Linked DNA regions of Homo sapiens: region 1 is linked to region 2. A link is an interaction called in ENCODE POLR2A ChIA-PET data of the cell type or tissue named here. Cell type or tissue: Panc1. All regions are shown on one strand. Each heading gives the region's core, and the rest is flanking DNA. Links, peaks and the distances in the headings are about the cores only.

Region 1 (2,825 bases), core at 151-2,650, 970 kb after region 2:
CACAGAAATGCAAACGAGAGAAGCACATCAAAATGTGTCTACCGCACTGCGTGTCCTTCAAGGAGATTGGTGTGGGTTCCAGGGGATTGTGTGTTTGATCAGCAAAAAAATAAAAATGATATTTATTTTATTTGGTGGCTTATGTCAGGGGCATAGAGAAAGGCTGGGGCTAGACTTAAGGGGAATTTGATTGATTGGCCAAAGGCTTCAGTCATATAGAGCCACAGTCCCAAAGTGATTTCGGCAAAGCAGTCATTCCGTAAGATGTTCTGACAGACGCAGAATAAATGTATTTGGGATTGCTACATACCATATGGCCCCTCTTAAGACTCTTAATGTGTATTAGCATAGTAATGTTTCAGATAATTCCTGCCACATCGGGATACATAGAACACCATTTAACGCAGGGGGGCCATATTCATGTAACACCTATTAACAATCGAGAAATCTTTCCCTTGAGAACTGCTGCTAGTGTAATGATGAAGCTAGAAATTGGTTTTGGTGAGAACCAACAGGAGGGAAGTAGAGCTTTAGGAAGTTCTTTCAGTTTTTATTCAGAGTAAGAGGGCTTACTCTGTCCAAGGCACGCTGATTAATCAGTCCAAAAAGATGAATGCCAAATCGGTGCTTGAGGACTCAGAATTTCCCAAAATTGCCATCTTTATGTGTAAGTATAGAATGTCAGCTATTTACAGTCAGTTTGCTATGCAGTACCAGTAAAATACTCTGCTTGTATTTGATATATCAAGATTATTAAAGAAATTACCAACCTTCCCCCAAAATAATTGTTTTTAGTGAACAGCTAATGTTATTTCCTTTGCTGGGTAGGCGTGATATATTAATGGTGATGGATATCAATTGTGTATCAATGGAGATGAATGAATGTCAACACTTTGAACATACTATCAAGGTATTCCAAAATATTTTTATGGTAATATTGCTGAAACTAAGCCTTTTTTGGTGATCTTTGTTTTTGTTTGTTTGTTTGTTTCGAGACAGAGTCTCGCTCTGTCACCCAGGCTGGAGTGCAGAGACGTGACCTCAGCTCACTGCAAGCACTGCCTCCCAGGTTCAAGTGATTCTCCTGCCTCAGCCTCCCTAGTAGCTGGGATTACAGGCATGCACCACCACACCCGCGAATTTTTTTTGTACTTTTTGTAGAGATGGGGTTTTGCCATGTTGGCCAGGCTAGTCTTGAACTCCTGACTTTCAAGTGATCCTCCCGCCTTGGCCTCCCAAACTGCTGGGATTACTGGCGTGAGCCACCGCACCCGGCCCTTTTTTGATGATCTTTGAAAGAACCTATATGAAATAAAACTTGGAGAGACCTACATTTCATTTCATAATGTATTATCTCCTTTTTTAATTGAAAATATTACAACTTTCTATGTTAATCATGATAAAATGCCTCAGAGGACTTTTTATATTTTATACAGCTTGACCAATTTTATGTTTTAATTTTTAATTTTTTCTCCTTCCTTCATATAGTATTCTTTTTTAATGTGCCTTTATCCTCACTGAATACCCTGACATATTCAAAACCTCCTACAGTTGATGTCAGTAATACTAAGCGTCAAGATCTCCAAATTCATCTAATTCCAGTTTACTTTGTCAATAATCCTTGTCCTCTTTTCAAAAGTGTGGCATATTTTGAAAAATAATCAGATATTTTTAAATCCGTGTAAAACAGGAGAGTCCACTGTAAATCTTTGCTTTACCAAAGGTGGTTTATTCAGCTACAATTTCTCTCATTTTGGTTTTTTTTTTTCTCTTTCTTCCTTTGGCCACTTCAGCCATTCGACTCTCAGAAATTCTGTCAGGAAAAATAAATGGATATGAAATCTGAAGATAAAGGTTTGTGGGGAAAGAATAAAAGGATCATGAAATGTCAGGGCTGAAAAATATCTTAGCATCCAGCCTAGTGTTCTATTTACACCATCCCTGTTTTGGCTCCCAATCTGATTCTCTTCCTATTGCATCAAACTGAGTTTTAAAGAAATTTGAAACTATGCATTTCAAGACTATTTGGTGATTATGTTAATCTCCAATTCTGCCTATTTTTGATTATGTTAAAATCAGCCAAAATATAGAACATAGAGTTATGCTTATGCCCAACATCATAATATGCCTTCAGTTATTAACATATGTTGTAGGTAAGCTTGTTATTATTTGAAATGTAAATATTTATATGTGTAATGTGTAAAAGTTTTCAAATATGGGTCATAACATATCCAATGGTTTATTTGTCTATGCCACTAATACATCTTTGGGCACCCAAGTTTAAGTGCAGTACATTTTGCTGGTTGATGTACCAAGGAATGACTTATAATTGTGATGAAATTTGAACTTCATATTGCAAAAGATAATCATCATTTGCTAGAAAAAATTAAAACCGTTTAAATTTTTATCATAGAAAGAGCTAAAAGAAATTCTAAGTATATTTTTATAGATGAGCCACTTTGGAAATTTCACAGATAAAACACCAGCTTGTTAACAGAGTTAAGCTACCAAAAAGACACTCCAGAATGGGCCGTAACATAACTTTTTACCAGTGTAACTTACACTGTGATTTAAAAGTGTGTATGTGGTCAAATATGTTTCCTTTGTTTTCACTGAAGTATTTTTATTCAGTAAATACAGTCATTATTTTATCACCTTCGTGTTTTAAGCTCGAATTGTATTGAATCACATTTAGTAAGTAAAATAATCTATACTCCTGCAATTCTGAAAGTGATTCAAATCCATTTTAGGATACCAGATTGAAAAACAGCAACTTAATGTTGAGATAACGTCATGGGGTGCACAGTGATATTTTGATCAGCAAT
Region 2 (2,825 bases), core at 108-2,607:
TTTTGTAGTTTTAAGAAAGGGATTTATAAGCATAGACAAGACCCAGAAACATTATTTTTTAAAAGCTAGTAGGTTTTTCTGAACAAAAATAAGGTTCTTCATGGAAAATATACATTAACAAAGAAAAAGACAATAAACTAGGAGAACATGTGTACAACACATAAAGCAAATACAATCAATCATATTACAGTATGTAGAAAGCAAATACAATGTAGCAAGAAAAAGACAGGCAAACAAGTAGAAAAATGAGAAAAAGGTATAAGCAGAAAGTTCATTTAAAAATGTAAATAACAAATATGTGGAAAGGGGCCAATCTTACTAAAAATCAAAGCGTTATCAACTAAAACAAATATGGGATATGTATTTTTCAAATAGATTGGTAAAATCTTTAAAGATTTTCAAAACCCAAATTTGGAGCAGTTTTGGGACAATAAATATAATCATAAATTACTGATAGGAGAGTCAATTTTACCAATTTTTTGCAGAATTTTCTTGCCATATGTTTAACAACATAAATATGTTCATTTTCAAAATTTCTCTAACAGAAGTATACCCTATAAAGACACTTGGAGAAGTGTGCAAAGATACATGTGTAAAGGTGATCACTGAAGCATGATTTGTAATACTGAAAATCTAGAAGCTACTTAAATATCTTGAAGAGGAGGCTCATTAAATAAGTTTTGGTAGAGTCATATATTACAAGCCATTTCTGAAAACAGATTTGTATGTACTAATTTAGATTTATATGTACAAATAAGAAATGCTATCAATGTATTATTAACTGAAAAACATACTTGGCAATATTTAGCAGAAACCTTATGCTAGGAGGTGATTCAGGAAGGGTTTATTTTTCTCCTACAACAGACTCGTTCTACAATTGCTCAAGAGGCTAAAACAGAATGTCAGGAATGCAAGATCTATCTTTGTGCTCCACTATAATTAACAAATAGATCGGCCTTTGTTCTTGTATATGTCACTTCAAAGGCATAAGATGGTGACCACACCTCCAGACTTCACATCTCTCTTTCGGGCAGAAGAAATACCTTCTCTTTTTATTTGGGAAGGGATGCCCTGTTCATGCACTTTTACGTTTGTCTATCTGGTAAATCGATTGCATGTAGGGATCCAGTTTCTCATGCCTCTTATATTTATGCCCTTTGGTTGTGACTGCGAGCTTGGACACGTGCCTTGATTTGACCACCAGGACAGTAGCAAACAACAGAGCAAAGACTTGAAAATGAACTTGCACATTTCTGCTTTCTCTCTTGGACTCCTGGCACTGCCATGGAGTCCCTCTCGCTGCCAGGAACCAGCTATATTCATACAAAAGACACATGAGGAAGAGCTGAATGGTCCCCACCTGCAGCCCCCCAGTGCAACCAACCTCTACCCAGCTCACCAGATGCCCACAGACACACGAATAAGCCCGGCCATGATCAGCTGAGACACGTCCAGATCAGAAGGGTCCAGACACTTTAAATATTTATTTAAGTTACTAAGTTTGTATGCCCTATAGAAATCAGAAACTGAAGGACGCTCATTGTTCAGAATTATATCCCAACATCATTATTTATTGAAGAAAAGTAGAGAAAATTAAATATTTTTACCTAGGCACATTCCCTCAAACAACCAAGTTTCTCTAAATAAGAATTAAGGGGGAAAAATGGCATTAGGAAGACCACTGACAATATTTCCCCCAGACAGGTAAAAAGATAAACGCCAGTGTTTTGATATAAAAAATAAATGAGCTGAGATAAAAAGAGAGACCAAAATGTTGATAGTTTTCTCTAATTCAGGAATCAGGAAAAAAAAAAATCTGTAAAGGGCTAGATAGTAAACATTTGGGGCTTTGCAGGCCTTTTGATCTCTGTCACAACTGCTCTGCTCTACCATGGGTAACACAAAAGCAGCCATAGACACTGTGTAAACAAATGGGCGTGGCTAGTTTGCAATAAAACTTTTTTAACAAAAACACAGTGAGCTGGACTTGGCCTGTGAAATATAGTTTGCAGATCCCTGCTCTATTGCTAAGATCACGAGTGACACTTTCTTGTTCATGCTTTTCTGAATTGAGTGGATTTTTATAATTAGTAAAAAAAGATATATAAAATCATGTGTAACTTAAAAATAGCTAAGACAAAATATTTATTCAAATTCAAAATCTTATGTTTTCAATATTTAAAAAAACACAAATGAACATCCAACCCAAGTAGTTAGAAAACACACACACAGCATAAAGAAATTAATGGAAATAAAGAATAAAATATTGCATTAAAAATAGATAAACCATTGACTTAACAAGTAAACATAAGTCAATGGTTTTCCTAAGAATGTAGGAATAAGTTTCATAACATGAAATATATCCCAAGGTTCTCTTGAAAAGACACTGAAGTATTATCCTCCCTTTTCCCTTTTTTTTATTTCCAACTTTTAAGTTCAGGGGTACATGTGCAGGATGTGCAGGCTTGTTACATAGGTAAACATGTGCCATGGTGGTTTGCTGCACAGAACATCCCATCACCCAGGTATTTATCCCAGCACCCACTAGCTATTCTTCCTGATGCTCTACCTCTTCCTACCCACTACCCTTTGACAGGCCCCAGTATGTGTTGTTCCCCACCATGTGTCCATGTTTTCTCATCATTCAGCTCCCACTTGTAAGTGAGAACATGAGGTATTTGGTTTTCTGTTCCTGCGTTAGTTTGCTAAGGATAATGCCCTCCAGCTCCATCCATGTCCCTGCAAAACACATAATCTCATCCCTTTTGTTGGCTGCATAGTATTCCATAGTGTATATGTGCCACATTTTCTCTATCCAGTCTGTC

What was found. ChIA-PET counts read pairs that join two places held together with the same protein. Peaks named below come from ENCODE experiments on the same cell type or tissue, not always from the same donor. Only the 100,000 strongest peaks of a DNase experiment are listed, where the experiment ranks them.
Region 1: POLR2A ChIA-PET joins it to region 2 with 5 read pairs; 2 of 35 experiments call an interaction of 5 or more read pairs at or near these places.

The regions. Positions count from the first base shown.
Region 1 is chr6:147,951,537-147,954,361 of GRCh38, forward strand. It overlaps a transcript of SAMD5 not described here. Among named protein-coding and RNA genes, the nearest start is that of SASH1, 390 kb to the right of the region's middle. In Panc1, for the core only: no CTCF peak of the experiment used is centred there; no DNase peak of the experiment used is centred there.
Region 2 is chr6:146,983,428-146,986,252 of GRCh38, forward strand. The region is part of intron 6 of STXBP5-AS1 (STXBP5 antisense RNA 1); the gene reads right to left. Among named protein-coding and RNA genes, the nearest start is that of LUADT1, 170 kb to the right of the region's middle. In Panc1, for the core only: no CTCF peak of the experiment used is centred there; no DNase peak of the experiment used is centred there; H3K4me3 peaks cover 577 bases; H3K27ac peaks cover 2,162 bases.